2 separate regions of the Mus musculus genome follow, and region 1 is linked to region 2. The links are chromatin loops, found by intact Hi-C in ENCODE. Cell type or tissue: left cerebral cortex. All regions are shown on one strand. Each heading gives the region's core, and the rest is flanking DNA. Links, peaks and the distances in the headings are about the cores only. Region 1 overlaps Aven (apoptosis, caspase activation inhibitor). Region 2 overlaps Aven (apoptosis, caspase activation inhibitor).

The links. A loop is a pair of places that touch in the nucleus more often than their neighbours do. Peaks named below come from ENCODE experiments on the same cell type or tissue, not always from the same donor. Only the 100,000 strongest peaks of a DNase experiment are listed, where the experiment ranks them.
Region 1: it touches region 2 in a loop (2.3-fold over the local background); 2 of 42 quality-filtered maps call a loop at or near these places.

What each region holds. Positions count from the first base shown.
Region 1 is chr2:112,608,452-112,625,094 of GRCm38, reverse strand. The region is part of intron 2 of Aven (apoptosis, caspase activation inhibitor); the gene reads right to left. Among named protein-coding and RNA genes, the nearest start is that of Gm22676, 120 kb to the right of the region's middle. In left cerebral cortex, for the core only: a CTCF peak has its summit at 12,260 (motif pointing right); a DNase peak (open chromatin) is centred at 10,529.
Region 2 is chr2:112,532,193-112,548,835 of GRCm38, reverse strand. The region is part of intron 2 of Aven (apoptosis, caspase activation inhibitor); the gene reads right to left. It also overlaps a transcript of Chrm5 not described here. Among named protein-coding and RNA genes, the nearest start is that of Gm22676, 40 kb to the right of the region's middle. In left cerebral cortex, for the core only: a CTCF peak has its summit at 9,880 (motif pointing left); a DNase peak (open chromatin) is centred at 9,863.

The DNA of each region.
Region 1 (16,643 bases), core at 7,721-12,720, 76 kb before region 2:
TGTACACATACACATATATGTATAGTTTTATACAGAAAACACCTAGTCTTTCTAATTTCCCATTTTAGATTACAAGTAACATTCTGAGTAGCGAACCTCCCCAATACAGCGATGTTATCCACACGTCCTGGATCTAGTACATACATCTGGGCAGTGGAATATGCTCTTGACAGCTACACTTATTTCATTAGTTTTTTACTAAATAAACCACTATCCCACATTTTAAGGATCAAGCAAACAGGTGTGCAAATATGGCCATTTACCCATATCTAGTCTATGTCCATCTCTTCTGCTCAGTGTATTTAAAGAAGCTTATATTTATATTTTGGGGGGAGGGACGACAACAAGGCAGAAAAGAGAAGAGAGTACAGGAAGCATCTCTGGATTGGCCTGCAGTGCAACAGATGATCTCCTTTATACATTATAAACCCCCATTACCACTCCAACCTTCACCTACCTAGTCTGACTACAAACACAAAGCCAACTCAAAACACTGTGCCTTAGACCACTGTGTAAACCAGAGTGCACTTCTCTGAGATCTTGAGGTAAGTGAACAATGTATGATAGCAACATAAGCAAGCATGGAGAATGATCACGGGCAGCAAGCTCTATGCTCGGCCACGAGGCTTGCTTTGTGCATGGACACACACTGGAGAATTTGCATTTACAATGCATTTACACATGAAGAATTCTCTCCCTAGCTTTCACAGGGATCTAAACTTTGGCTCCACTTCATTTACTTTCTATCTCCCCAGGCAGGCTGTTTTGTATTTTTGTCTATGTACTTCAATGCTCTCTCATCTTTTCACCCTGAAAATCCCCGGGCCTCTCCCTTTTTATCTCCTACCTGAATTTTAAACTCAGCAGACTCGCTTCTTCCCTGTGTGCTACCTACCAGGTGATATAACCACAGAATTTATTCTTTTCTTTCATTTAAGGAATTTGGGGGAAAGGAAGTCAAAAAGGAAAATATAGACAATGGTAAAAAGTAGGACCCTCTACATCCAACAGCCTAAAATGCACATTAACATATTGTAAAGTCAAATGCAAGAGAAGGACCAAAGGCAGGGAAGATCAATACTTTCCGTTGTTAGCAAGCCAATTTGGTACTTCAAAATTCTGAAAATGGACTTCGACTGTCCATCTATGCATGCTTCTACTGTGAGTCTCTATGCTTACCATGTAAATGCCTGCACATCATCATTTTACCCTCACTACTTTTTATCAGAAGAAATGAAACTGAGGGGTTATAATTCAGGAAAGAGTTATAAGCTAAAACAAATCTACCCAGAAGATTAGAGCAGAATTCTCAGAGAAAAAGTGGAAGTCTTAAAATACCTTCATTACTAAATAAAGAACAAAGAACAAGAATGCAATTGTTTTACAAAGTTAGGGGGCAGAGAAAGCAAAACAGAGAGGAGTAGGAAGAACCAATTTTTTGTTCTTTTGACAGTGAAGGGGCTGGAACCCAAAGGTTTGTGCGTACCAGGCAAGTACTTTACCACAGAGCTATATCCATAAGCCTCATTATTTTTTCTTAAAGAAGTATGCACATCAACCAATCTTATAACGGTGGTATATACCTTATAAAGGTGGTATATACCTTTAATCCCAGCACTGGGGGCACAGAGGAAAGTAGGACTCCAATTCCAGACCAACCTGGTCTACATAGCAAATCCCAGGCCAGGCAGGCCAGCAGTCCACCATGAAATCCAGTCAAAGGAAAGGAGGAGGAAGAGGAGGAGGACGAGAAACTACTGTATAGACAGACAAAGATGGCTTCAAACTCAGATCCACCTGCCTGTCTGCCATGTGCTGGAATTAAAGGCATGTGCCACCACATCTGTCCTACGTATTCCTTTTCAAAGAGTGAAGACTTTGACTTTTTGATTTAAATGAATGAAATATTAAAATGGATAAAATAGAGTTACTCTTAAAATAGGAGAGCACCAAAGAGATCCAGGTGTGTGGATATTCAGACATCAGAAGAACATGATTATCTGTAGAAAATCAGTCTTTATTAGGGTTAAGTCAGCAGGCTAACCTATAGTAAATTAAGGCTATATCCCTACATCTCAATTCTGATACTCAAAACATATTTTGTATGGATCAAAGATGTAGACATTTGAGAAAGGCAGAACAACATATAAGGCTGAACTTTTTATTATTCAGAAGCTAAAGGGGTATAAATTAAATTCCATAAAAATTAACATATAAAATTATTTTAAGTCTTCTGTGACAATAAAAACCAAACTCATAGATGGCACAGTAACAAGAAGTATTTCAGCACAGACAAAAGGCTGTTGTTAGTACTATATAAACAGCTCCTGCAAGCTCTCAGAATATAGCAACCCAAGAGAAATGTAGGACAAGAGAATAGATGAAGAAAGGTGGCCTCTAACATATATAATAATTAAAAATCAGTCTTGGAGGATTTTAAAAATTAGCCAGCAGCTTACTGCCTTATTGAATGTTGGGGTTGTCATTATTGGGGGGGAGTAATGAGTGTTTGTGGGTGCACATGTGTATACATAAGTGGAAGCCAGAGGTGCCATTCCTCAGGCTGCCCACCTTTTCATTAGACTAGCTTTCTCACTTACCTGGAACTCTCAGAGCAGCACAGGCTGGCTGGCCAGTGAGGCTGAGGGATCCACCGATCCGAGCACTAAGATTGCATGTGTGTATCGCTACACTCAGTATTTTCTTTTTAAGTGGTTTCTGGGGATCAAACTCAGGTTCTCATGCTTAAAGCGCTTTGCTGACTACGCCATCTCCACAGCCCCATTTATGTCATTCTTGAACATCCACACGTGCCCGTGCATGTGTGAGTGTGTGTGTGTTCATAAAACCTCATAGATTATAATTATAACTAGGATAAGGCTCAATCATCAGGCATGCTGTAATTATTTTTAAGATTTCACAATTTTTAAATACCAACAAGAGTTTAATAATGATTGACTAACTTGTTATAAATCAATCTTTTTGCCAAAAACTAGAAGAAATGCCCTCCCCCACAGACAAATTCCACCTGAAAAAAACAGAGCACTCAACTGAACCTTCCCCAGAGAAGTGCACAAGGGGTTAAGCTGCCGTCCGGGACTGCTCTATGGTCTGAGCCAGTTCCTTAAGGGACCATGGAGATTGCAAGCAGCATCCGGGGTGGCGTGAAGCTGGAGGAGTGTCTCCAAATCGTCCACACAGGACGGGACGACATGAACTAGTTTAGAGCCATGGAGAGACCATAGTTGCAAAGTCAAAGTTTTCAGGTAGGGCCCCAGGTCTTTAATACTAGAAGCAGGACAGAAGGACTGCAGGAGCAAGCCTCATGTTGGATGCCGCTGTGAGCGAGCTCAAGCCTATGGCTGCAGCCAAGAACAGAAAGAAAACCTGTACAGGGAGTCTGAGCGGGGCAGCAGCCCAGAGCTACTTACAGTTTATCTATGTAATCCACAGTTTATTAAAGAGAATGAAAAACACAAGCCACCGTAGAGAGAGATCCAGAGATTGACAGGCTGGTGATGTTTTACAATCTATGTCAAACTTCATAGGCAGAAATCGTTAACAGTAAAAACAATGACACTCAGGAGGTCTGTTCTGCCCCACAGAAAAATCAAGTATGCATAAAGAAATGAAAATTTTATGGAAAAATGGGATATCTAAAACATACTGCTTTCAGTAAACATTACAATGATATAATTTAAGACCTCACAGGGCCAGCAGCCTTGCCCAGTGCTGAGAAAAGCACTTTGCTGTGCAGGCCTGTCCTGAGTTCGTTTCTTATATGTGCTGGAACATACACATGTTCCCTCTCCCCCCTCTCCTTCTCTGCACCCCTCCTGCCCACAAACACACTCACTCACTCTCTCACACACATAATTAACAAGAATTAAATTTAAATAGTCCTCATTGATAAAGCACATAGAGGTTAATTGCAAATAACACACTTGCTAAAAGAGGAGCTCTAGGATCTATCAACAGCTAACCCTGTCACTCTCACACTAAAGATGAAAGAATATTAGTATTTCTAAACTGAGAGCCACAGAATACAAATCTTCTAAAAACCTTAATTAAAATTTTCCTTTTAAATCATACTGTGACATACATAGAAAGAATGGTGTTCTCACCAATGTGTTCCTTTCTTATACATCAGACATGAGGGCTCTTCTCTAAGTAACAGTGTGCAGCAGGTCCACAGTAGGCTCAACTTTACTCCAGCACAAAGGGAGTGCACCAATGACATGCTTCATGACTTACAAGGGACTACAGCGAAGCCTTCCTGGACACTCATCCAACATCCTAAAGCAAAATGGAAGACTGAGGCTGTTCTGTAGGCTGCAGAACAACGCCCAAGTGCCACTCTGCAGATAAGAACACCTGCGTGGCAGGCCTACTAAAGCCTAACATGCTTTCTAAGAGCGAGATCTGCAGAATCTGCTAAAGCAGCAGGAAGGGCAGTGATGGATTGGTACAAAGTGAGAGTTTCTACATTCCCTTATATCAAAAGCTTAGGTGGCAGTGGTGCTGTACCCACACTACAGAGGGAGGCTGGGGGGCGGGGGTTGAGCCCACTTGGAGCTGCTCTGGCGACAGAGTTTATGTACATACAATAAAAGCTGAGATGTAACCGGGCGTGGTGGCGCACGCCTTTAATCCCAGCACTCGGGAGGCAGAGGCAGGCGGATTTCTGAGTTCGAGGCCAGCCTGGTCTACAAAGTGAGCTCCAGGACAGCCAGGGCTATACAGAGAAACCCTGTCTCGAAAAACCAAAAAAAAAAAAAAAAAAAAAAAAAAAAAAAAAAAAAAAAAAAAAAAAAAGCTGAGATGTGAGACAGAAATTTTCATTATATTTTGAAAGTCCTTGCTCTATTGCCAACTTCAGTTATCTTCCATATCCAAAATAAAAAGGGTTTTCTCAAAATCAAGTAATTGTGCAAAGAATCAAGTATTAGATTATTATAGGTATGGGGGAAACAACTTTAAGGATGCTTCCAAAAATATTGAGAAAGAGGCCAAGGAGATGGCTCAGTAGATAAAAGAGCTTGGTATGTGCACAAGGACAGGAATTCAGATACACCTGAAACCACCTAAAAAACCATGTCTAGCTATGCATGCTTCAGCCCCAGCACTGAATGCATAGAGACAGGCAAATCATTGGGGCTGGCAGGCAGGCAAGACAGGTTGCTCAAGTCCAGGTCCTGGTAGCAACCTGGTCTCAAGGAATTAGGGCACGGAGTGATGAAACAGCACACAGAACATCTTCCTATAGACTGTGCACATTCTCTCTCTCTCTCTCTCTCTCTCTCTCTCTCTCTCTCTCTCTCTCACACACACACACACACACACACACACACACACACACACACCACTCACACATACACCACACACAAAAATGAATACACTGAATAAATAAATCAAAGAGTGTTTCAAGCAGTGTACAATGCTTTGATTTCTGAGATTCCCTGGGTAAAACTGATCACCATCAATAAATCTCCAGGTGCAGACAAGAAAAGCCTTTCCCCACTCTCTCTCTATTTGAGAGGATGAAAGCTTAAGTATGGAAGAACAGTCCTGCCACCAGCGCTCTATCCTGGCCTGACAGTATCTTGTTCTTCTGCCCACCTCAGATGGAGGTTGGTGCCTAGTCAATATGACAAACATGTTTGCAGTGCTGGTGTGACCACAGGCACAGGCTCACAAGTGTCAATGGTGGGACAATTGGCTGGGGGCTGGGGGTTGGAGAGGGAGCGGGAGAAAAACTCAAGAGAGGCAGAGGCTACCCTGATAGATGGACCCTGACCATGTGGCCAGAAGTGCATCCTTAGGATAGGCTAATGGAACAAAAGTAGCTTGGTTGAGACTCGAACAGCAAGTAACGAGTGCAGCAAATCAATAGGACTCAGTCCCAATTACTGGGGGGCTGGCTGGGTCAAATTAAGCACTAATAGAGTTATTAGATACCACTTACAACAACACATACCCACCTACTGACTTGACTTGTATCCCATGTTTCACTAGCTCTAGACAAGCACTTCACTAGAAGCGCCATCCCTTACGCTCAAACCAGGGTCCAGAGTCTAATGAATCACACATGAACACTATAGGTTGACAAAGGTCCCACAGGGAACAGGAGGCCAATGATCTCCACAATGGTTGCCATGGAGACGGAAGGCCCTAGTTCTTCACTCTTAAAGTTCCTCATCTGTGAAACACTGCAATATTTGAAAATACCAGAGTAATTCTTAAGCCCACAAACTCAGATATGTCAATCCAGAAAAAGAGCCAAGCTCAGCCTATAAGGCATAAAAATTCTTATCACTCTCAATTTTTCGAATTTTCAGATTCACCATTTAAGATATGGATGTCTTTCAGAGTTTAACCTAAAACAGACCAGCACTTAACACTGTTACAGTGGAGGAGAGAATACAAGCCATTAAAGGTTAGGTCAAGCTATTTAAGCAAGAAGGGTAATCAAAATCTCTTGTCCTGCCCAACCATGAGTTGCAATGAGCTTTCTCACCAGCCGTGGGGCCCCCAAAGCCCCTGAGCATCAAATGTCCACATTGAATGTTACATATAGGATGCACCTATCTTTCCAGCATCCCTAGAAACCAGGTCTCATCTGCATGGAGTATGTGGAGGGGACCGCAGAGAGCCAGAGCCTTGTAGAGCTCTAGACTTAAGGATGCTGCTGCTGCTGACATTCTGGAACTTAGAATGCAGTTATCTCCTTCACATTATTGGTGAAATACTTCTGTATCACTTCTGACAACACGAGAATTTTCTTTTTTAGATCAATCAATTTTACAAGAAAGCCAACATCAAACCCTGGCACAGCACTCTAAGAGAGAGTAAATAATTTGAGAAACCTGAATAGAAGAAGCCAAAGAACTTCAGGTGGAAAGGATCCTCACCCTAGTTGCCTTGAAGTCAGTCTTTCACTAGCAGCCTTTGGATGAAGACATAGAACTCTCAGCTCCTCCTGCGCCATGCCTGCCTGGATACTGCCATGCTCCCACCTTGATGATAATGGACTGAACCTCTGAACCTGTAAGCCAGCCCCAATTAAATGTTGTTTTTTATAAGACTTGCCTTGGTCATGGTGTCTGTTCACAGCTGTAAAACCTTAACTAAGACACTGCCCAAACATAACAAAAAATGTCAATGCTTACACATACACACATACACACACAAAAGATTATAGTAAAGTAACCTTATTTATCCATTCAACAAAATTACATACAGTTAGACATGACAGGGTGTTGCTCCAAAGAAAAAATCTGAATTGTCTAATGCCCGCCTGAAGTGAGGTCATGAATCACAATCAACTACAGAAGACAGAAAGAAGGACCATGTTGCAGTGGAGGATGGGAAGGTGTCCTGGGACTAGGAAGCCCAAGAACCACACAGTGTGGAGGGAAGAAGGTTCCCCAGTGCAAGGGCATCCTGACACACAGGAGCTCGGGAATCACACAGCTCTGCCAGGAAGGCTTCTCAGGAGAGGTGTTGCAGCTCCCAGGGAGGGTCTCCCAGCTGAGCTGAGGAGCCTCAGCCCTGCTCCACTCTGTCACTTCTTCCCTCCTTCTCTTCATTGCTTCTTAGCTGCTTCTGATGACAGTCACACCAGGCAGCAAATCTCATAAAAGAGATTTATTGGCGGGTCCAAGATGTAAAGGGACTAATCCAGGAGTGGCCGCCTCTGCTCCTGGGAGGGAGCAGACAGCAGGGAGCTGAGCAAACACAGCCTTTACAATAGGGTTTCTTGGGGGAGGGAGGAGTGGCGAAGCTTTCTAGGGCAGAGATTTCCATGGAGATGATTGGTGGGATTTCAAATCCTGAGGTTTGGGGGGCTCAGGGATTATGGGTTTCCTGCTCAGGGACAGTGGATTTCAGTGGGAAGTTCATGGATTGATGGCTTTTGTTCAGACTTTTCACCTAAAGTTAGCATGATCTGGGGAGGGTCCTATTGAGGGCTGGAGATGACCTTTGTGACTGTTTCAGAGGCTGAAAAGCCATTAAGACAGTTAGGGAGATCTGGGAAATGGAGCATGGCCATTTTCCTGCCTTGAGGGCTTAATAAAGTTTACAAAATATATAAAGTTTACAAAGGGAGTCCACAAGTTCTCTTGAGTAGCATGAATAGCCAACAAACCGTATCTCTGGCCCCATTTTCCAGTGCTCTACATTAGAATATCAAAATCTATTCAAATAACAAAAACCGTAAAATGGGTATCATTTCACTACAGCAGAGGAAGACTTTAAATGGTATATAAAGTAAAAAGTTTTAAAATTTAAAGCCACATTATTCAAACAATGGTGAATTTGTGTATTTTTAATTACTTGGTCAGGTAATTTGACCTAGGAGTTTGAGCTAGCATTAAACTCACAATCCTCCTGCCTCAGCCTCTTCAATGCTGGGATCACAGATATGTGTCACCATACTTGGCTTCTGTGGTACCTTTAATCTTAGTCAGGATAATAAAATTATTCTTTCCAAATCCAAGATCATTTCTGTCAATACCCACTGAGTGTTTATGTTTTACTATCCTCTGTGATGGTTTGTGTATTCTTGGACCAGGGAGTGGCACCATTTAGAGGTGTGACCTGGTTGGAGTAGGTGTGTCACTGTGGGTGTGGGCTTAATATTCTCACCCTAGGTGCCTGGAACTCAGTCTTCCACTAGTAGCCTTTGGATGAAGACGTAGAACTCTCAGTTCTGCCTGCGCCATGCCTGCGTGGATGCTGCCATGCTCCCACCTTGATGATAATGGACTGAACCTCTGAACCTATAAGCCAGCCCCAATTAAATGTTTTTTGATAAGACTTGCCTTGGTCATGGTATCTGTTCACAGCAGTAAAACCCTAAGACATCCTCCCTCTGTTGATATGGGAATTTTATTAGACTAATAATTTCACACTGTTCCTTGGATACATCTATCTCACATATCAATGTAAGTCTTATTATCTGTTTCTCTACCTCTTCCTCTATCCAACTCAATGAGTGTGAGTGAGCTCCTACAGGCAGGGAAAGTCAACATGAACTTACTTTCTCATCTCTGTGTGTTGTTTGCTTTTGGAAAACACTATTTTACTAAGCTGTGATTTTAATGAGCAAACATTATCCAAGGTCATTTGAATTTTCAAAGACTTTTGATTAGGCTTCCTGACAAAAATCAGAGCACATAAGAGCACAAACTATAGTTTCCACAGCTACCAATTTGCCACACAGTGCTAAGGCAAGTCCGTCCCTGCATGGTGTGCTGGAGTGCTTCTCCTCTGGTGACATTCACATATCACTAACAATATCTAGGTTTTCATATCTTATTACAGAGTTCCATTTGGAGTTTCTAGGCAGTCTTTGCCAGACTTACAGTAGTCTATGCAACTCTGCCTTTGTGAGTGTCCCAGCTCCTGTTTCCCATGCAGTCAAAATTTCTGCACATTAATACACACTGCAGTCTACCATCTATTTCTGGGACCCTGCAGTACCTTGCACACTGCAGACAGTTAGAAGCTGTGCTTACTCCATAAATCCATGTGAGGAAGAATACATGAGCCAGTGAATGAATGTACAATTCTAAGACTAAACCAAAAAAAAATTACTCTAAGTGGTCTATGTGATGTAAAGGGGTAGACAATGGAGAAATAAGAAGAAAAAACTACATTTTCATGAGTTTTGCTGAATATGTAACAAAAGTCTAAAATACAGAATTCTGTTTGCAGTCAGAACTTTCTGAGACTGAGGACTTCAGATGAGAACAAGTAGGATGGAGTAAAAGATGGCAGAGGTCTTCAGTTGAAGTTGCTCTTAAATGGCTCTCAAAAATAATTAGAAACTAAAGATATCCTAAGTCATATTTAGTGATGACTACTGAAGTCAGTACCACCGATCTGTAAGATAGCAAGCAATGGACCAGTTGTTAAAGGGAGTTATAACGAGTCCTAAGATACCAAAAAGAAGTGGCTTTAAATATATTCTATTTGTTCATAATAAACAAGTTTAAGAAATTCCTCCTAGAAAAATTTTAATATATAGGAAGAGATTTATACAAACAGCAGCCTTGCTTACATTAGAAGGCAGAATGTCCCTCAGGCCTGTCTGCTTTTTGAAGTGCTGTTTGCAGTGCATAATGATCCCATTTAAATTCTTTCTTAAAGTTCTTGTTTGTTCTTTTTGTATCTCATATTTCCTGATCGAGAGCTGGGGTCACCACTGTGAGGAGCAACACACCCTGAATAGAGATGGGGCGGGGCTGTGGGAATGGCCACAGCCAGCTGCCTGTGTGCCCACCTTGCTAGAGGGCTCACCTCATGAGCTCTGCCTCAATCCAATGTGCCACGAACCAACATTAACTGGGAGGGTACCCAAATGCGAGATCCTTCTCAAGGCTCCTCAGGAAAGGAATGGGAAGGAAAGCACACAGGTGCCAAGGGCTCTTCAGCAGGCCTCAAGCAGCTCCAAGAATGGAGGCTGGGGAGCAGCTGTGGCGCCTTGAACATGGCGGCAGCACTACTGGCAACCGACACTGAAGCCTAGCGAAGGCTTAATGAGCAAACAGCACATGGCCAGATGGTCAGGCTTCCTACAAGCCAAGCAGAGAAAGCTGCAGATCCTTGTCCATGGGACACAAGGACGCTACAGATTCTTCCTTATAAATGATGTTCAAGATTCACAAACCAGCCTCAAGCTAAAACTAGCACTGTATTTTTGACATATATTCTCCCAAACTGGAGTCACTGTGCCCAAGAATAAAATATATCCTGGATGTATTTTTGTATGTTATTGTATTTTACAGTCTATTTACATGCTTTTACATACATGTGTACTTTGCCCATCATGTAAGAGACCAGAAGCTGGCGATGCAGAATGCGGCACCAAGCAGCTGGTCTCTCGGGCTTTATACTCTGAGTGCTTACTGAAACTTGTTCTTGCTGCTGCTGCTGCTGCTGCTGCTGCTGCTGCTGCTGCTGCTGCTGCTGCTGCTGTTGCTGCTGCTGCTTGGGAGGCAGATCTCACTATGCAGCTCTGCTGGCCCGGAGCTCACTACATACATCAGGCTGGACTTGAACTTGTGACAATCTTTCTGCCTCTGCAGAAACTTTAGCAAAGTTTCAGAAGGGTACCACCACACCCTCTTTCAGAAAACATGCTTAAATAAACTTGACTGTTTCATACACTCAGTATCTTTTCTATTTGTGCTCATAATTTTAATGAGAAATTATGTCTTCTTAGTATTTACTAACTATATTTTTGCCATGTGTACATGTGTTTACTTATGTGTATACATGTGTTCACGTGTGTACACATATAGCTGTAAAGACATACATGCATATATGTATGAGCATTTGTGTGGAGACCAGAGGTGGAAGTTTGAAGATCTTCCTCTGTCACTCTTTAGACTCAGAGGCAGAGTCTCACAGAACCTAGGAGCTGCAAGTCTGGGGAACCCTGGCCTGCCTTTCCAGCACTGGACCACAGGGACTGCCTATGGTGCCACTTTCTATGTGAATGCTGGGGGCCCAAAACCAGGGCCTTGTGCTATCACAGCAGGCAACTCACCAACTGTCTCCCCCAGCCCCCCATAAAGTATGCTATGTAATTATAGAGAGCCTTCTTATTACAGAGATTTGGGGGGGGGGGAGAAGAAGGGAAGGGAGAAGGGGTAGAGGGGAAAAGGAAGAAAGCAAGCAAACTAAAATAAGAGGAGGGAGCAATAGGCTAGTTTAGCGGGGAAAACTGTTCACACTGTGCACACTTTGTGCAGAGCCTGGATTCCACACGTATGGTATGTGTGTGCGTGCGTTTGTGTTTATGTGACTATGTTGATATGAGACAGGAAAACAGCAAATATGAAACTATCTTGACTGGAGAGGCCCCACAGGACTTAGGGAGAAGAGACAGGGAACAGATGAACATGAACAATGTCTGACATATACCTATGACAATCCATGATGAAATCTATTTACCCAATACTTTTTAAAAATAAAAATAAGTTGGATTTAAAAGTTAAAAGAATATAATGCTGTTTTGAGTTTATTCAATTGCTTATAATGTGTTGCAAGTTTCCACAAAAAATTTTCCTAAGCTGAATTTTCTTAGACGCTAATTGTTATGTGTAAACTATACGATTAAAAGGTAGTACCTAGCCAGGTAGTGGTGGCATGTGCCTTTAATCCCAGTACTCGGGAGGCAGAGGCAGGCAATCTCTGTGAATTTGAGGACATATGGTCAATGTCATTCTGACATTGGCCTCAAAGCATTTGCAAGTGATTCTCACTAGGTGGCAGTCAACATGTAGAAGAATGCAAACTGATCCATTCTTATCTCCCTAAACAAAGCTCAAGTTCAAATGGATCAAGGACTTCCACAGAAAAGCAGATACACTGAATCTAATAGAAGAGAAAGTGGGGAAAAGCTTCAAACACATGGGAAATTTCCTGAACAGAACACCAATGGCTTATGCTCTAAGATCAAGAATTGACAAATGGGAAGGACCTCATAAAATTGCAAAGCTTCTGTAAGGCAAAGGACATTGTCAATAAGACAAAACAGCAACCAACAGATTGGGAAAGATCTTTACCAACCCTACATCTGACAGAGGGCTAATATCCAACATATACAAAGAACTCAAGAACTTAGACTCGAGAAACAAATAACCCTATTAAAAATTGGGGAACAGAGCTAAACAGGGAATTCTCAACTGGGAAAACTTAAATGGCCGAGAAGTACCTAAAGAAATGTTCAACATCCTTAGTCATCAGGAAAATGTAATTCAAAACAACCCTGAGACTCTACCTCACAGCAGTCAAAATGGCTAAGATCAAAAACTCAGATGACAGCAGATACTGGCAAGGATGTGGAGAAAGAGGAACACTCCTCCATTGTTGGTAGGATTGCAAGCTGGTACAACCACTGTGGAACTCAGCCTGGCAGTTCCTCAGAAAATTGGACATAGTACTACCGGAGGACCCAGCTATACCACTCCTGGGCATTTACCCAGAAGATGTCCAACATGGAATAAGGACACATGATCATCCACTATGTTCATAGCAGCCTTATTTGTAACAGCCCAAACTCTTAATGAACTAGCATTAAGTCTGTAGAAGAGTCAAGATCAGGTAAATACACTGTATTGTTTCCTTAGGTTCACCTTAAAAACATACCAAAGTGTCTTGAAACAACGGGACTTTATGTTCATAGTTCTAGAGGTTAGAACTGCTCTTGCGGTGTTATAGGGTCATGAGCCTCTGAAGGAGCTGGGACTCCTTCCTTCCAGCTTCTTAGTAGTCAGTATTACCAGCATCCATAACATCCCATCAGTCGGGCTGCAACAGTCCAGTCATTTGCCTGTGTCCTTCACCACTGTGTCTGGGGTCAAACCTCCCTCTTCTTTGAGAACACCAGTCACTGGACCAGAGTCCACCTGTCTTAGTTACGGTTTCTACTGCTGTGATAAAACATCATGACCAAAGCAACTTGGGGAAGAAAGGGTCTATTTGGTTACAGTTCTTCACCACTGTTCATCATCAAAGGAAATCAGGACAGGAACTCAAACATGGCACAAACCTGGAGGAAGGAGCTGATACAGAGACCATGAAGGGATGCTATTTACTGGCTTGCTCATTATGGCTTGCTCGGCCTGCTTTTTTATAGAGCCTAGGACCACCAGCCCAGAGGTGGCACCACCCACAATGGGTTGTCCTTCCCCCCATCAATCACTAAATAAGAAAATGCCCAACAACCAGCTCTTATGAAGACATTTTCTCAATTGAGTTTCTCTCCTTTCAGATAACTCTAGCTTGTGTGAAGTTGCCATAAGACTAGTTAGAACAACACCCTAATTCTATATGACCCTATCCTCACATCATTTGCAAAGACTGTTATTCCCAGAGAACGTCACAAAGAATAGGGGCTAGAACATGAAAATGCCTTTTTGGAAGAACACATTTGAACCCACTATACAAACAACTAACTAAACAAGGCAAAGATAGAATGGACAGAACAAATGGTGAATGAAGTGCAATGGCACAGAGCTCTAGAGAGTCAGGGGAAGACTGTCTGAAGAGCAGTCAGGGATGGCCAGGGAGAGCAGAAGTGGGGGACCGTCCAAGGAGGGCAGAGGCAGGCAGAACAGCAGGACTGATAACCAGGGACTCTGTATTAGTTACTTTTCTCCTTGGTTTGGGATTAGCAACTGAAAAAGCAACTTACTTAAGGAAGATATATGTTGGCTCACGGTTTGAGTGTATCATGGTGGGGAAGTCATGGAAGGAGGAGCCTGAGGCAGCTGGTCACACTGCATCCTCAAAGCAGGAAGCAAAAAAAGACAAATGGGAGTGCTCAGCTTGTCTTCTCCTCACTCAGTGGAGGACTCCATTTGGTGCTGTCTACACTTAGGTCTTTCCAAGCCAATCTAGGAATTCCCAGGCAGGTATGTCCAGAAGTTTCTTAGGTGTTTCTAGATCCTGACAAATTAACAAACAAGTCAACCGTCACAGGGTCCAGTATGATGAGTGTATGACCTCTTTGTCCCATGGACTAGAAGGGTGAGCTGGGCCAGGGAACAAGGGCTCCACATCTAAGTCTGCTTAATTCAGCAAGTGACTTGGGAACTACTGAGTGGTAACTGCTGAAAAACAGCTCCATGATTTCCTTCCTGCACCAAAGAGGTCCATGAAATACAACAGGGACAGACCACAGCACCAACAATTACCAATGTTCAAACTCAATTCTCTCTATTGATTCGGCTACTGTGTGGCAATAGAACCAGGAACAGCCTGGGTGAAGGGTCCCAAAGAAACTGAATGAACTGTGTTAATCCGTTTGTTTCATTCGGCTGCTGGGACAGTTCCTACTTGAAATGGCATTGATTTACAAGTGCTTGCTTGCTTCAGTGCAAGCCTTTTTAGCTGTTAACTGACTCTCAGAAAAGTTGGAAATGTTTCTTAATTACAGAGAAACTGTTCTCCCAGGTATTTCTTTTCTACAAAAATATGTTCCAAAAGTGGATAACATATTCTTTTACATTAAAAATGAAAGATCCTCAAATTACAGCTTGTTTGTTTTGCTTTGTTTTTTTTTTTTTTAACATACAAGGACAAAGTCCTATGTGCATAAAGACAGAGAACAGAGAGTCTAAATAATTAACAGTTCTACTGAAACTCGAGAATGCCAAGGTCACAACTGTGCGCGCATTCTTGTCTCAACATCTACTTCTGCATTTATAAGCCAGGGCCCTCCGCCTTCCCTCTGCACTCTTTACTAGGACTATATAGTTACAATTCTATTGGAAGCAAGTCCTTGAAACCATATGGAATTTAGAAGGTCAACTCTCCCACAAAGCCACATTAAAATTGAAATGCTCTCAGCTATCTATTGGAGGTTACAATCTATTTAAGTGTAGAAAAGTAGAGTTTCAGAAAAACAACTAAATGTCTCTTCACACAAAAGTCTGACTGCACAGCCATGTAAGTCAAGGAAACTGTAATTTGGTGCTGTATTTTTTTAAACCACACAATTACCATAAGATATAAAATTTGACATTTAGCTAGAGATAATAAGTTCAAACAAATTATATACCTAAGTCCTAACAGTTCAATTTTAAAAATGGCAATACTTACTCAACTATTAATTATTGACTGTGAGATATTGTTTCCCGTCTCACACAGACTCTTGGTTGAGGCTAGAGAGTAGGAAATCACATTAAAAGTGAGTCTGAGGCAAATGCAGCTCTGTTGGGTAGCACACACCTACAGTGTCAGCACTCACACTCAGGAGGCAGAGGCAGGATAAATCAAGTTCAAGAGCAGCCTGGGCTACAGGGTAAAACCTTGCCTCCAAACAGCAATAACAAGCTGAGCATGGTAGTACAGGCCTTCAACTCTAGCATGCCAGAGAGGCAGGCCTCCAAGCTACATCTACTATAGGCAGGGCTACATAGAGAGACCCTATCTCAAGATTATTTTAAATTCCATTCTAAAAATAATGATAACAATTTAGGAGAAACCACATGTTTACTTTTTTTAGTGCTCTTTTGTACCTTCAATGAGACTCTTGTTTCTCAAAATTTCCGGTTTAGTAGGGTTTATTTTGTTGTGGGCATTTTTATTTTTTTATATTTTATACTTGCTTCTATCGTATGTTTGTTTATCTATATGGGAGAGTAGTGTGTGTTGCAGGTACATACACATGCACCCAGAGGTCAGAGAAAGGCTTCCTCCCCCATGGCTCTCTCCCTTATTGTTTTCAGATGCTATTTCTCACTAAGCCTGAAACACATCATTTTGGGGGACAAGTGAGCTCCTGGGAGCTGCCTATCTCTGCCCCCAGTGCTGGAGTTACATTCAGCACATGTCATCATCCCTGGCTTTTATACAGGTGCTTTGGATTTGGACTTGGGCTTCTTGTTGCACAGTAAGCACTCCTCAGTGCCTGTTGTTGTTGTGGTACTGAAGAGCTATCTCAGGGACTTCGGCATGCCATTTTACTTAGTACAAAATATGCCAGGGTCTTCCTCATTTGTTGTTTTACTCTGTCCTGTTTTTATTGAAACATACATTTGGGCACATGTAGCTCTCTATCTTAACTATACAGACTGAGGATTATTTGGGCAGTGCACTCACATATGTGACGCCTATACAAAGAA
Region 2 (16,643 bases), core at 6,988-11,987:
AAACTACAGGAAAAAATCTAAATCGCAACTAAATTGTGAGGAGTCAAAATGTAAATCAAGTTATCTTTCTAGTTTGAGCATATAATTAGGTTCTTTGTCAGGAATGTGGGCAGACAAGAATCTCATTAAATATTTGCTGACCTACTGACCCCTAGTGTTCAAATCTGAAGGCTTAATATGCAATGTTTAGGATGCCAGTGTCCTGGGGCACTGGGTATCTCCAGCCGTCATCTGCTCTAGCTTTTTCTTTCAACTCTAAACAAGTCTAAAAATGACAGTGACTTAATTTTCAACAACACCATGCATCTTACAGTTCTGGGACTAAAGCAAGCAATGTAGCAGTACTAATGAACAGGAGTAAGAAAACTAAGAGGAGGGACTAAATAATGAGAGCTATCCCTTCAAATTTCCTGTACGTTTGCTTTTTGAAAGCCAACCCTGTAGTGTCACTTCTCTCACTTAGTAGACTTACATCACCTGTTTCTTTGTAACCACGGGGAGATGGGGAGCGAGAGGACGGCTCCCCCACTCTGCGCCAAATGTTGTTCCTAAAAGAATCTAGGAACAGTAATAAGCAACAAAATCAAGAGATATTTCAGCTTACCTACAAATATGTGATAACCAACAGTGTATTTTTACATTACTGTCCTGGCTGTTTTATGTCAACTTGACACAAACTAAAGTTATCTGAAAGGAGACAATCTCCAGTCAGAAAATGCCTCCATTGCAGATGAGCCAACCTGAGAGCATGAGAGAGGGAGAGATAACCCTGCCTCCTGCAGATAGAGGCATTAAGTAACCTAGCTAGATCATCCCAAAATTTATTATCATCTTCAAATGGTTGGAATGTTTGAAAGGGACAGTCCTGCTGATCCAAAGCTGCAGATCTTCATTGTTGGAGATTGGTTCTAAAGCTCTGATTCAATCAGGAATCTGCATGTCAGAACACTGAAGGTCCTTGTCCCCAGCTGGCTTTTGATCAATCAACTCCGATCAACTAAGATGCCTTCGACCAATGACTGGGCAAAGGGAGACGGGCGGGGGGGTGGGGGGGGGCGCACCCTTAGAGTTCCTCAGGCTAGGACACAGGGGAGAAGAGAGAGGTTGTACCATGAGTCTGGGCAGAAGGAAGGGATGCAGGAGCTTCAGAAGAAGCCAACCAGCCATGTGAGAATTCGGTGGGTGGCAACTGGCCACTTCCCCGATTGGGCCTGGGGCAGCAGGGGAAGGTTTAGGAGTGCCCAGTCATTGAGTTAGCCAAGGCATTTCAAAAAAAATGTGTGTGTGCCTTTCATTCAGGAATCCAAAGAGTTCCTGGGCAAGTGGCTGGAAGCACTCGACCTACCAGGTGCACAAAGCTGTAGAGCAAAAAACTCCACAATACACTTTATGACACAGGGCAATAACAGGCTCTGAGAGGAGACCCAGTGAGTTTCCAGTACTGATGGTGTCACAGAAGCCAGAGGCCTTGAACCAGACCAATGAACTCATTGCAATGACATATGCAAGTGAAGATTGGTGGACAGAGTGATATACTGTGGACACACTGTGACACTACTTCCCTGATGAGATGTTTTCTACGCTTTGTTTTGGTTTTGTTTGGTTGTGCTTTATTTTGATGGGGAGGTTGCAAGGGTGGAGGGGAGGAGAGGGGGAGATGAGTGGGACTGGGGTGAAGAATCAATAAAAAGTTAAAAAAAAAGAAAAGAAAAGAAAAGAAAAGAAAAGAAAAGAAAAGAGAAAACGCCTCCATAAGACCGAGAAATAGGCAGGCCTGTAAGGCAGGATCTTAATTAGTGATAGATGGGGGAGGGACCAGCCCACTGTGGATGGGGCCAACCCTAGGCTGATGGTCCTGGGTTCTATAAGAAAGAAGGCTGAACAAGCCAGTAAGCAGCACTCACCCATAGCCTCTGCATTAGCTCCTGCTGCTGCCGGGTTCCTGCACTCAGAGCTTTTGAAGATGCACTGTTATACAGACATGTGAATGAAATAAGTCCTTTCTTCCCCAAGTTGCCTTAGTCATGGTGTTTCATCACAGCCATAGTAACTCTAAGTAAGATAATTAACATTTAATAAGTGGACAGCTTTTTCACTTAATCCTTTTTAACCACTTTCTGAAATAGAGAGATGCCACATTGCATCATGACCCTGAGGGAGCACTACCAAGTGATGCTCTTGAGCCGTGGGCACATGCGGGGCTGCCTGCCTCCACATGACTAGTGTGTCAATGATGGGTCTGGTCTTCCTGATTCCCTTTGCAGTTTCACCAGCCATTGCTGCTCAATACAGTCAGTGTGCCCCCACCCCACCCCTGTTTTACTCTGCCTGACTCGTTCTGAAGAACTTTGCTTTCTGACCTCCAGCTCTCTGCTCCCAATCTGAACTACCCTCAGCCAACACCCACCCTATAGTGTATCCTCTCCAGTACAGTGTCCGGCAAACTTTGATTTCTGTCAGAAATGTAAGTTTAATTAGTTTCCTTTCCCTTTTTTTTTTTTTTTTTTTTTAAGTAGTGAGTAGGTCGAGCATCTTTTCATGGTGTTTAAGAACTATTTGCATTTACTTTCTTTCGGTCAACAATCTACCCTAAAGCCTTTGTCATTTGTTTGTTTAATTTGTTTATTAATATGAACTATTAGCCAGGCTGGCCCCAATTCACTATGTAGGCTAGGTTGGCTTCAAAATAACAAGTGATCCTCCTACCTCCACCTCCAGAATACTGGAACCATTCAGAAGGTTACTAAAACTCACCAGTGTATCCAAAGGTAGTTCTCAAGGAGCAAGGTTCTAAGCCCCTGCACTATCACCACGCACCCACCCACAGAGAGCCTCTATTTTACTCTGACTCTAGTAAGTTTTGCCCTATAGAAATCCTTAATTTTTATGCAACAAAATGTAATAGTCTTTTCAGTGATGGTTTCTGCATTATGGATTGTATTTTAAAATATTTCCCCACTCTAACATTATAACAGAGTCTAAGTGTGATTACACTTATCTTTTCGACACATGCAGACTTAAGCTTTATATAATATGCAGTCTGAATGGAACTTCTTCCCCAGCTGGCCACTCCACTGGGGCCAATCCCAGTGATTTGAAATGATCTGAGGTTTTATTTTTAGGTTTTTTTGCTCTGATTCCCTGATGCTTAGAATTTCTAGGAAAACGATTTTCAGATAAACTAAGATCAGGCATAGTTTAGACAAAAAGTACTACTTTCTATTTTCTTAGATTATAAGGACTTATTTTACTTATGAGCTCTATAGGAGATTAGCACACAGCAACCATTAGTGGATGTTCTGTGAAGGCATCCTGAACTTTATTTACATTCAGCTCTCAGATCTATCTGTGGAGTATCACTGAGGGTAAATGTGTAATCCCCAGGGCAACGCTGACTTGCTTCCCCATCCACCACTGGTCTTTCTTCGTTGGTAAAAGTCCTTCAGTCTGCTCAATATTTCGGATCTTCACAGAAGTGAGTGAAAATCCAGCCACAGTGAAACTCTTCACACTCCCACCACTGTGGGAAACGACTTGGGGTTATTATAAAATTGAGGATAAAGCCCCCTCTGACCCAGCAATTCTATCCCTGGGTATTTTACTCAAAAGAAGTGAAGCTCTTTCACATGAGGACTTGCATATCAAGGCTCTGGGTATTTTATAACATCTCAAACCTGAATCTAAAACAAATGTCTATCAGTAAGAGAGCTAGTAGACACAGACAGGCTATGCTGTGGCCATGTGCTAAAAAAACAACTCAGAAGTAAAGGGAATTACTGACCTGGGTGAATCTCAGAATCAATGTATTATATAGGAAAAGCCAGACAAAAGTATAGCAATTCCAGGTGATTATAGCACATTAATTCTCTCTTTCTCTCTCTCTCTCTCTCTCTCTCTCTCTCTCTCTCTCTCTTGGTTTGGTTGGTTGGTTGGTTGGTTGGGTTTTTTTTGTTTTTGTTTTTGTTTTTGTTTTTTTTAAGACAGGGTTTCTCTGTGTAGCCCTGGCTGTCCTGGAACTCACTTTGTAGACCAGGCTGGCCTCGAACTCAGAAATCCGCCTGCCTCTGCCTCCCGAGTGTTGGGATTGATTAAAGGTATGTCTAATTCCTTCAGACCTGATGCTGCACTGGCGGCGGCAGTCAGGACTTGCCTAACATGTCCAACCCTTCACTCACACTCCATCTCGGGTCTAAAGCACAGCATCCTCCATGCACAGCTTCCTGTGTGGTACAGTCCTGCCTGCTGTGTAAAAGCCAGCAGAAACATCACCTGCTTTCTAAGTTTCCCACCAGCACACCTAGACTCCTGGCTCTGATGCCTCCCATTTGCCTGGGTTAGAATGCAAAGCTATGAGAGCTGCATTGCTATCTACACTGTGCTTTCTTTCATGCATATTTCAAGGAAGTTCCAGAGTCTAGTAGGAAGCCCAATACAAGTCTATCTTTAGGCCTACCATTGACTCTTAAGCCTCTCACACACCCACAGCTACAGCCCTCTCTTTCTCCCCCTGCCTGGGAGACATTCCTCTCCCCCTCTCTGTGCTGCTCCTTAGTTACACTAAACAAGTTACAGGTCACTAGATCAAGGACTAGGAAAAAGCAGCACAGAAGGTTTGCAAGCCAGCAAGGAGGACTGCAAGCTAGAAGCAGCAAGTGGCCTTGCTGTGCACACACTGAACACGTGAATTCAACACAGTAACTGCCCTGGAGTCTGGACATTAAAAAAAAAAAAAAAAAAGAAATTTCTTTCTGTAAGATTTATTTATTATTATAAATAAGTTCACTGTAGCTATCTTCAGATGCACCAGAAGAGGGCGTCAGATTTCATTACAGGTGGTTGTGAGCCACCATGTGGTTGCTGGGATTTGAACTCAGGACCTTGGGAAGAGCAGTCAGTGCTCTTACCTGCTGAGCCATCACACCAGCCCCAGAAAGGAATTCCTATCACACTGTGTATGTCTTCAGACCCCATCATATATTCTCTGCAAATGCATAAATCCGGACAAGGCATGCCATCCTGAGATCAAGGCGACGGCAAGCAGACGCTGCTGAGTCCCAGCATTGCTTGCTCTGTTGTCTGAGGATCAGGCATTCCCACCAGGTGAGCTGTTCTTCGTCCACCCTGTCTCCAGAGCCTTGATTTGATTTCCTCATGTTAAAAGGAAAGACCTGCTCAGAAATGGGGGCTTCTGTCAGCAATAAAATACAAGTTTTTGACATCTTTGTGGTAAGTTAGGTGGTTGTACCAGCTAGCTGGTAATAACAAACACTGAAGAAGATATGACAGGCGCTAACAAATGGTGCTAGGATAATTGGGTGGATCTGTAAATAAATGAAAGTAGATTCGTATAGCTTACTTTGCACACACATGCACAAAAAGAAAACAAATGACAACAAATGGGAGAGAGGTAATCCTATACTTTGCTTTTCCTGCTGCTGTGATAATAAATAAATAAATAAATAAATAAATAAATAAATAAATAAATAAATAAATAAACACTGACCAAACTATCTTGGAGGGAAAGGATTTATTTCCCTTACACTTCCCTGGCATGATCCATCACTGAGGGAAGTCAGGGCAGGAACTCAAGCAGAGACCATGGAGGACCACTGTCTACTGACTTACTCTCCATGGCTTGCTCAGCCTTTTCTTATACAACCTAGGACCACCTGCCCATAGGTGGCACAAGCCATAGTGGGCTGGATGCTACCACACCAAACATTAAGAAAATGACCCCACAGCCCTGCCCACAGGCCAATCTAATGGAAGCAATTCCCCAGCTGAGGTTCCCTCTTCCCAGGTGACTCTCATGTATGTCCGGTTGATAAAAAATAACCAAACACCCTCGTATACAGGGGCTGGCAACAGGTATAGGCGCAGTCACCACAGAAGTCAGTGTGGAAATTACTAAAAGTAGAGCTCATCTCTTACTCTCCTGGCACCCTAAGGACTCTACACCAGCATTCCACACAGATATTCTCTCAATCATGGTTTTTGCTGCACTGTTCACAATAACCAGGAAATGGACCAATTGAGATGAAGCCCAGCACGTGACTGGCCGAAGTGTGGTGTGGTATAAGTACAGAATAGAATTTTATTCAGTCCATAAAGAAAATTGAATTCAATATATTTACAGGAAAAATAGTGGAGCTAGAGATTATTGGTAAGCAAAATAATCCAAACTCAAAACAGGCAAATACTACGTTTTCTTTTAGATGTACTGTAGACATAAGACAGTGTGTGTGTGTGTGTGTGTGTGTGCGCGCGCGCATGTGCGTGTATCTGTGTGTGCGCATGCGCACATGTGTCAGTGTGTGGGGCGGGGTAGGGAGAGGGAGAGAATCCTGAATTAGAGGACTATATCTTCGGGGAAGGGAAAAAGACAAGAGAGAATAGTGGAGCACATCAGACAAGAAAGCAGAAGGGAGAGGTAGGAGGCCACCAGGAGGTGGGCAGAGGGAGTCAGGTGGCCTTAGAGGAGGGAGATGGATAAGACGCCAAGTTAAATGAAACATCTGTACGAAAATGTCACAATGAGACCCATTATTTTGTTTGGGAACAACAGAAAATGTAAATTGCTTTTACCAAATAAGAAACCACTGAAAATCAGCTTCAGCCTTTATTCTTTCTACTTTATATTTTCTACTTTATATTTGCTGTGAATTATATCATTTACTAATGAAAACAAGCATGTATTCACTATATATATATGTATACACACACACACACACACACACACACACACACACAAAAGCCCAATGCTAGACATGAAACTCATGGACCCTTTTCAACATGGGGGTGGGTGGTGATTTTGGACAGTTAACTGAGTGAAAATCAAATCAGTGGACAGATGGAATTCTTTGTCACATCTGTGAATGTCATGCTGAATTTTAAAACCCTGAAAATTGCGACGGACACAACCTCACCACAGCAGCAAACGCGCCACCCTCATCAGGTTGTTATGGCAACTGTACTACTTAGGCTGAGAAGAAAGATCGGATGTTTGTGTCAGAGAGAGATTTTGTTGCAGGCTGCCATTAGAAATACTAAAAGATGTTTGTGCATAAATCTCAGACCATGAAGAGGCCCCCAAGAGAACCCCCTTCCTCATTAAACATGTCTGCTGGGGTTGTCACTCTTTAGGGCTTACTCAGGAAGCCTTGTTGTTGAACTATCACAGATATAACTTCCTGCCATTTCTTGGAGACAAATCTGCCAAGAAAGGGCCAATCAATGGTCCTACACAGCTGTGACATCTATGAACCACAACAATGACCAACATAACAAGATGCCCCAGAGGCTCGATAGTAGTGGGAACCAACAACTGTCTAATTGTCTAACTAGGTGAGCTACCCAGGACCTTGAGGTTCTAGAGTTTAGAGAATGTACTGTGGCCACTTCACTAGACCCAACATACTCCTAATAACTTGTCCTTATATCACAGGGAAGTATAGCTCACACCTTGGATCAAAAAAATCTCTTCTTTGCAGCAGAGTCCACTATAGAAAAAAAAAAAAAACTGGTTAAAATGCAGAAATCAACTAGTCATTTGATGCCCAATGGATACATTTACAACACAACTCCTGCACCTAAAGCTCAGGGGAGGAAAGACTGTAAGAGCCAGAGGTCCACGAAGTCTGATGATTTCTTAACTACCTTAAGACTTAGAAAGGTCCTTTAAAAAACATTAGGTCACTGAGTCCCCAGTTTGAAACCCTGCTGTATACCCCACACACACTTCTTCCTGCATACCCTCATAATTATGGTTGTTTCTACTTACGATGACTTTAAAGTGTCTATTTCTAGCTTCTACCCAAGTATCCCTAATAGCTTTATGTAATACTACCTAATCTTGGAGTTAGTCCCTCTCATTTACTCTTCAAATAATTCACAAAACTTATTAAATGAAGTGTCCCAACTCATGAAGGCTCACCAATGTAGTAGCTCTGCGCTCCGCACCTACAGGATTCAGTTCCATGTGTCACATGTTTTACACATACATGTGCTATATAATGTCTGAATCATATTAAACATGTTGAGTTCTTCAAGCTTATTTATTTATTTATTTATTTATTTATTTAGGTTTTTTGAGACAAGGTTTCTTTGTATAGCCCTGGCTGTCCTGGAACTCAGTCTGTAGACCAGGCTGGCCTCGAACTGAGAAATCCGCCTGCCTCTGCCTCGAGTGTCAAGCATGTTTTTAATGATGAAAACTCTCTGAGTCCTCTGTTATGATCTGTTGAACTGTGCAGTACACTAGTCAATAGTTATGTTACCATGTAATAGCTCAGCAGACCTTACTGCTCCTACAGAACTGTCAGTGCCCACTGTTCCTGACACACTGCTGTCCCCAGCCTGTGGTAACCACTCTACTCTCAGCTTCTTTTAGAGTCCTCATAAGTGAGGTCACATAATACTTGCCTGTGTGTAGCTTATTTCATTTTACATAATAATCTCTATTTCCAGCCATATTGCCACAAATAATAGAATTTCATTCTTTTTAATAGCTAAATAGTAGCCCATTTGGTATATGTACAGTGATTCTATGCTTAAGAATAGATCCATCCATCATCTAGAAAGTGACTAATCAACAACTTTTTGGATTGTCTACAGAACCTGTTATAAGAGACTAACCAGTTGCCAGGCTTTCTATATCATTTCATTTATATAAATGAGATTATATTATAAAACTCTTGGCTTAAATATACTTAAATAAACTCTTAACTATTATAAAACTCTTAGATGATTGCCTTCTAAAATCATCCTTAAAATTGTTTTGAAACTACCAATTATAACTTAGTTGAAATTATCTGCTGGGTGTGATAGCGAAGGCCTTTAATCCCAACACTCGGGAGGCAGAGGCAGGCGGATTTCTGAGTTCAAGGCCAGCCTGGTCTACAGAGTGAGTTCCAGGACAGCCAGGGCTATACAGAGAAACCCTGTCTCAAAAAAAAAAAAAAAGGAAAATATCCATCTATATAAAATTGGTACGAAACAATGTGATGACTGCACTGACTGACTGCCTTCCTAATGAAGCACTGAAGAGAACAGGCTGCCTACCCATGTGAGAAAGGATGGGATGGAGCTCCAGCATTTACTGTGTGAAACGGGGGAAGAAACTAACTCTTCTCTGCAGTGCCTTTCAGAAATGACAGCATCTTGTGTTCCACTGCAATAATGACAACGGCTGGTGTCGAGGAAGCACTTGCCCTAACGTGCCAATCGGTGTACTCAGTGCTTTTCAGGTAGAGTGCACAGAGCACTCTGACAAGCACGTTACCCTCAGACGCCACTCTACTTCAAAGATTCTATGAACCAGAGGTTCAAGTGAGAAACAAAGACCCTAACAAACAAAACATTCTCTAGAATAAAGCAGCAAACTTCTCTGAGGTCTACTTACAAAGAGAGAGAGAGAGAGAGAAAGAGAGAGAGAGAGAGAGAGAGAGAGAATAAAACGAGATTCCCTAAAGATTAGATACATAGAGCTGGCAAGAAAAACAAAAGCCAAAGCCTATCTAAACAGCCTGGTACAGAGAATGGTTCCTTTTGATAAAGGGGCAGGGTCCCATTGCAGGAGGCTAGGAATGACCTCACTATGAATGAGGAACTAGAGAATATTCTAGGGACTCTGACAGATCTGCGCATCTCAAGGACCTGGCAATCGGGATGCAACACTTTGCATCCTGCTACAGTTTGGGGTCAGACATGGTCCTATGAAGTCATCCTTACAAGGGCAGAGACCTCACTTTTTTTTAAAGCTATGATCAGTACTGGAACATAATGAATACTTCATAAATCTTTAATGACCAACCTTAGTAACCAGTGCCATTCTGTCTACTAGCCTGTAAAGTCAGAACTTCCTGAAGTGTGGTCTGGAGACCTCTAGTGGTTGCCTGCAGTTCACTTTAGGGAAAAGGTCAATGCCAAAGTAGGGAAATCAAGATGCTCTGACAGAGGGGTAGATACCTCAAGAAGTCCACACATGTTTCTAAAATCTTCATTTGAAGATAAAAATACTCTTGGTTCATTCAGATATATCCATAGGAGGAAAGCAATTGTTTCCTAATGGGCAACTTTACTGTAATTTTTAAACTTTTAAAATTATAAATGAAAGATGAATGTCTAATTGAATTTTAAATTTTTAAATGAAAGATGAGTGTCTAGCTCCATACTTAAAACTCTTGACAAGCAAGTGTGGAGAGCAGAGTTGGATTCCAGAACCTCTATTATGTGAAGTAGGTGTAGCCGCTGTCCGTAATTCCAGCATTCCCAGAGTGATTTGGGACCTAAGTCAGCAATACTGATGAGCTCTGGGTTGAACTGAGAGGTCCTGCCTCTGTGAATAACGAGGAACAATCAAGGAAAACACCCGGTGGCAACTCTGGGCCTCCATGTGCACACTCAAACAAACCTATACACAAGTGTGTGTCATACAGGCAAACACAAATATACAACACAGATGCACACGCCATAAACACATACATTTATTTTTTAAAAAAGAGAAAAATATCTACGTGTAGCATTTTAAGACACACTACTATTTGAGAGACCATGAAGGAAAAGTACACACAATTCTAGAAAGTTTAAAAAAAAAAAAAATGCTTGACACTTGTGGTGCATTCCTTTAATCCCAGCACTCAGAAGGCAGAGACCAGCCCCATCTATAGAACGAGTTCCAATATAGCCAGAGCTACACATAGAAACCCTTCTTGGAAAACAAAAACAAAAACAAAAACCACAAAGCAAAACAACTAACATTCTTCTATAAATTCAAGGCATAACAGAGAAAAAGAAAACATCTCTTCTCTTTAAATTCACATCATCTTCTCAAAGACCGTCGACTCTCAAGATCTCTGCAGGTCATCTGCAATCTCAGAGAAAGTTCGTACCTTGTTGATAGGTTGGTGGTCATGCTGGAGAAGAGCTGCTGTTGAAAATGATACTGGAAGTGTGGCGCATCAGAAACACTCTTCTTTCCCAGTAAGGAATAGAAGGAGCCAGATGGGGACTCTTGGCCACTGTCTTGATTATACCAGAACCCAACATCTTCCACGTTGGGAAGAGAGCCACACACAGTGGAGAAAGCAAAAGTAAATGTAGTTTTCTATAAACGAGATCAATACCAGAAATGCTTTGACAGTCAATGCTTTGATAATGCATAGAAGGTAACTATGAAATTACTTAAAGATTTAGACTCACCATGTACTCACATCTCTGAGTGTGTACATAAGGAATCATCTAAATTAGGTTAACTGGGGTAGGAAGACCCACCTTAAATGTAAGTGGTATCGAGTCCATGGACGAGGGTCCCAAGCAGAGGAAAAAGGAGGCAGCTTCTCTGGGGTTGGAACTGTCTTCTAAATTAGAAGAATGAATGTTTATAATTCAGTTTATAGCCAGGCTATTGGGAGGTCATAGTTTGAACTAGAGTGGGAACTTAGACCTAAACCATGCAGCCTAGTATTACTGCTCCCTCTGCCAATGCCTCGCCTTCCCAACAGGACAAATGCCTTCCTGACACTGGCTCTATGTTATAAATGATAAGGATAACTACAGACCACTTAGAAAGAGGAAAACGGCATTTTGGCTCATCCTTATATAATGGTCATAGCACTACTTTCTGGGCCTTCTTTAAGTGTGTATAACATACTTAAGTGTATAACACATAAAACACTTATTTAACAGGACTTGAGAAACAAGGCATGACTGAGAACATGTAAAACTGCTACACAGAGTTATGATGCATTCACACCATAACAACAGAGCAAACACCTTGGCAGTGTGTTATCTATGATTTATGAGAACCTTGCAAGAGGGGCATTCCATAACTGGAAGCCCTCAGCACTGGCTTTAAGCCCAGATCGGTACAGGAAAACAATTTTCATCCACACTCTTTTAAGTGATTCCCCATATTTCACCTTCTCATTTCTCATCTACGCAGCCACTTAGAGAGATGAAGTGAAACGAGAGAAGAGAATCTGAATGAGAATAAACTTCAACAAAGGAGGTGCGGCACACAGCTTTCTTAAACTTCCTGTTCTTGTGTTCCTGGAGAAGTTAAGTAGACAAGCAAATGCTCTTTCACTCTTCCAAGTATAAAAACTAAAATTCACAGGGAAGAGCACTAGACATGAGAGAGGTGTGTGGTGCCCTAGTCACAGGTCCTCATAAACACCACAGCCTCACTGGCTAGGTAGGTCTTATCTCACAGAACTCTGTCCCATACCAATGGTGAAACTTTGGAATATTCATTATACAAGTATGTTATGTGCTTGATAAGAAAACAAGCCAAGTGGTGTTAACTCAGCAGCAACAATATTTGACTGAATTTACACAGCCCCCAGGAATGTCTCAAGACAGAGGGACAGAATCTTGAATTCTAAACAGAGTCAAGAAAATCTGCAGAAAGCAATGAACCAATCCAACAGCCAGTTCTTTAAAGGTTTGTTGTTGAAATTATATTTATGTGTACATGAGTATGGGTGCACATGGTGACCAGAAGGTGTAGGATCCTCCACAACTGGAGTTATGGATGGTTGTAAGCTGCTTAAAATGGGTGCTCAGATCCTCTGTAAGAGCAATATGTACTCTTAACTACTGAGCAAACTCTCCATGCCCCAATATTACAATTCTTTTTAGCATTATGGCAATAGTGTTAAGTAGGAAAGGGTTCAAGAAAATACTAGAGAGATGTTCTCTTGCATATTCATGCTACAAATTTGCATGGAAGGTAACTATGATATTAGAATTACTTCTTTCTCATATATAGTTATCATGGTCAGGTTTTAAGTTTCTAATGCTTGACAACTAAGTTCGCTTTGAATTCTCACTTGAGAAACCCTGTGTAAAACAGAGCTTCTGTGAAACAAGGAATTTCAAGCAGACTGGCCAATGAGTGGCCACAGAGAATGTGTAATATGCTCATCTGAAAAGGGTTTGTGTGGCTTTTAAACTACATATAGTTACGTAAAAAAAATGAAATTTCCTTTAAAGTATTTCAATAAAGAGAAAAAACACTGGCAGTTATTAAATCAGGGAAATGGGTCTATTGGGTCCTATGTATTTCCCTTCACCTTTGTCCAAGTGTTTAATAATTAAAACATTTTAAAATATCCTTCTACCTAGTCATAGTCTTAAAAGGCTCCACTGAGAAGAGGGTGAGAGGTCCCTGACAGAGTTAACAGCTAAAGAACAAAAATTAGGGAACTGGCATTTTTAGATCTATACTTTATATACAGGTGATCAGAATTTCACATAGTTTTAAAACACTGGTTGAAGACCATTCATTACATTTTATATCAAAGGACTTGTAATGCTTTATTCCAAAGCAACAAAATACTTATGCCAAAAGATGTATAAAAATGTGTGCATCTTTAATTAAGGAAAGGAAAGTCTTTCCCTGTCATCGTTTTTTAAACTCACAGTATATGCTTTCCACCCAAGACCTTTTATAAATTCTCTTTCACTGGAGAAAACTACATGATACTAACACAGCTGGACAGAACCCTGCAAATACTGCATAGCAGAGGTGGAAAATCTTTCTAGCCAGAGGGACAAGCTGGAGAGATGCACATTCGCACAGCATTCAGGAGCCTCATCCCAGCTACCTCTTGCTAAGCTCTTTTTTTTTCCCCCTTCCAAAATACGTCATTTAACTGTCTGTCAAAATAACTCTTGCCTAGTCTACCTGATCACACTCCAGAGCTGCAGCAGCTCCTGATTCCCTCCTCAGTGGCAAGCTGCTCAGCGAGCACCTAGTGAACAGCATCCGCCCCTCTGCTCTCTCCTCTCTTCCTGCCAGGGCGCACTGCTGTCCATGGGGAGGAGTAATTAATGGGCTCATTATGTATGAAAGCAGCATCCCACCACTTGGCTGTCTGATTTGAACGGATCCGATCAGCGCTTCATTCATGTTCAGTGTCTGGGATGTGGCAAAGCTGTTCTTCCTTTTGGATTTTTTCCCTCACCACTCAGAAACCAGTGCACTAGAGCGATGTATTAACAGAAGCACTCGGGAAAGAAAGGCGATTCTTAACCTCTGCAGACAGGAGGCTGAAGGACGGAAAGTTGTTAAGGGAAAAGCCAAGGGAAGCAGAAGGTGCTAAAGAACACCCGTGCTTCTGGAACACACGGTGTTAGAGCAAGCGTGCTCTGGGGACACTGGATTCTCTGAATTACAGGTGAGCAGAACTTTTCCAGAGGCTGAAACATCTGCAAGAGCAATCACGATTTCTCACTGCTGAGATAGTCAATGAATTTTTAATAAGTTCTGAGCACTGTGGTCAGATCAATGGCTGTTATCTGATAAAGGCAAAATTCACCCTTTGATTTCCATAATCCTGCCCAAATGGAATCTTCACCTTGCTGCTACCTGTGCTAACATGGGATTACCGGGGCCACAAAGACGCTGCAAGAACTAAGACACACGGGTGAAAGAGATCACCACGGCAAAAGTCGACGAGGCATTTCCAGTATGAGAGCTTACCCTTCCTCACTGAGCTTCAAGCAACTCCTGCCAGGTAAGAGTCACTTTTATAACATTAATTCATAGCGTGATAACTGAAATGATACCTGCTATTTCAGTGAGGGAGCCAGGAGGTTTGAATTTCATGTGGTCTCCCGTAAGCTTTATGCAGATTTAAGCCTTCTGAGGTAAACACCTGTTTCTACTTGGGCACGTGAGACAGCGCTGCCATAACAGGGCTGGAACATCCCGTTTATTTTTCACTGAATTTATCTTCTTTTTTTTTAAGAATTATAATTTTATTTAATAATTTGAAAGCAATCTGCACAAGAAGTGTCTAGAACGCTATCTAGGAGGTGCCCACAGAGCTCTTTACCAAGCTCGAACTTGGGTCCGAGAACTGGGAGAAAGAACTCACCAGCATGGGTAGCAACCTTTGTGTCAATGCTTTTAAAAGGCTCAATGACTGATTTAATTCTTAGCAAAACAAAAACCCTAAACTGTGATGTCATTCTCATCCAGGCTGAGGGAAACGCCTCCAGTGCACACTGCCAGGGTGGGGTGAATTTACCCCAAAGATAGCAGAGATGTTTCTGTAGCAGAGCAAGTGGAACATTTAAGAACAGAACAAAATGAAGTCTGGCACACTCAATCCCCAAAAGTTTTCATCCAAGGCTGATGGTTTGAACTTCAGAATGCAAAGCCATGAGAGAAGTTGAAAGGGTGAGTGCCTTGCAGAAACTCCCTCGCACTCATTCCAGAGGGAGGCTTCTAAAGAGACGCAGTGTAAAACGCACAGACAGGAACTGCCAGCCCTCCTTCACCTGATGACATTTCAATGCCCTCCCTACAACTTCACTAGAATGAAGTCACTGTCATAAGTTCAACTGAGAAGTTAGATTCAAAAATCTTACCGAAAGCCCTAAAACAAAGTCATATTTCTATTAGCTTGGAAGGGTGGAGATAAGAAAAACAACAGAAGCACGCCACACCTAGCTAAAGAAACTGGCTAATCCAAAAACAACTAACCAAAGTGATTATTCTAAACACAAATGTGAGGAGCACTGTGCAGTGCGCCTTAGCAGACAGACCATTGGCCTACGCAGGGCAGGGCGTGAACTCCATCCCAGCACAAAGTGATGGAAGAAGGAAAATTGTCTCCATTGCATTGAAAGATTTCTGTTTTCGGTTTTTAATTCAGAAAATGAGATACACCCCTCCTCCTTTACTCTTTCCAAGACACTGCACAGATAACCTTAGTTGACACACGTCCTTGGCCTCTGAGGCCACTCTGCAGTCTCACTTGTCGCTTTCCAGTACCAGAGGAAAGCTCTCATTTCAGCACAGGGAGTGACTCGACTCACAGCTACACCAGTGTGTTTCAGGCGGGGAAAGGACCATAAATTCCAAAGTCTTATTTATGTAACAGCCAAACTAAAAAGTGCTGGCTTTTTGCCTTTCCCCACCCCCTCCACACACATTATACAAGACTTACTTGAATCCTTAAAGGTTCTTTTCATCTGTTTCTACCTAGCTTTACAGATTAACATTTTTAAATGCATATTAAGAGAACAATGCCAAGCAATAAATAAAATATAATTCAATAAAAGTAATAATAATTAAACAATTTAAACAACTCAAGGAAAAGGAGATTTACAACATTGTGCTTGGTTGGCTTCGGATAATCAGAATGGAAGGGGATGTAAGATGATGTTCCTGATATTTTTTTACTCACTCTTCTGAGGAAGACTCACATGCCACTTCTTGGGGACTTTGCTTCCTTCCATAGCTTATCCTCCTATGACAATGGATGGGCAGACAGATATGAACCCAGTGAACCATCACTTTCTCTCCTGTCTATAATAATCCATTCAGAAAGCTATGTCAGTCTCAGTGAAGCTTCCCCAGAACTGCAGTAACTCAGAACAGTCTACAATCACTGATGGACTAAAAAGCTAAAGACACCATGATCTTTAGCATCTCATAGGTACCAATGGATAAGCTTTTTTTATTATTTCATTTTACTATTTATTTACTTATTTGGTTTTTTGAGAGAGTGTTCCTCTGTGTAGCCCTGGCTGTCCTGGATCTTGGTCTGTAGACCAGGCTGGCCTCAAACTTCAAGATCTGCCTTTCTCTGGGAATGTTCCATCATGCCCAGCAAGTTTGTTTGTTTGTT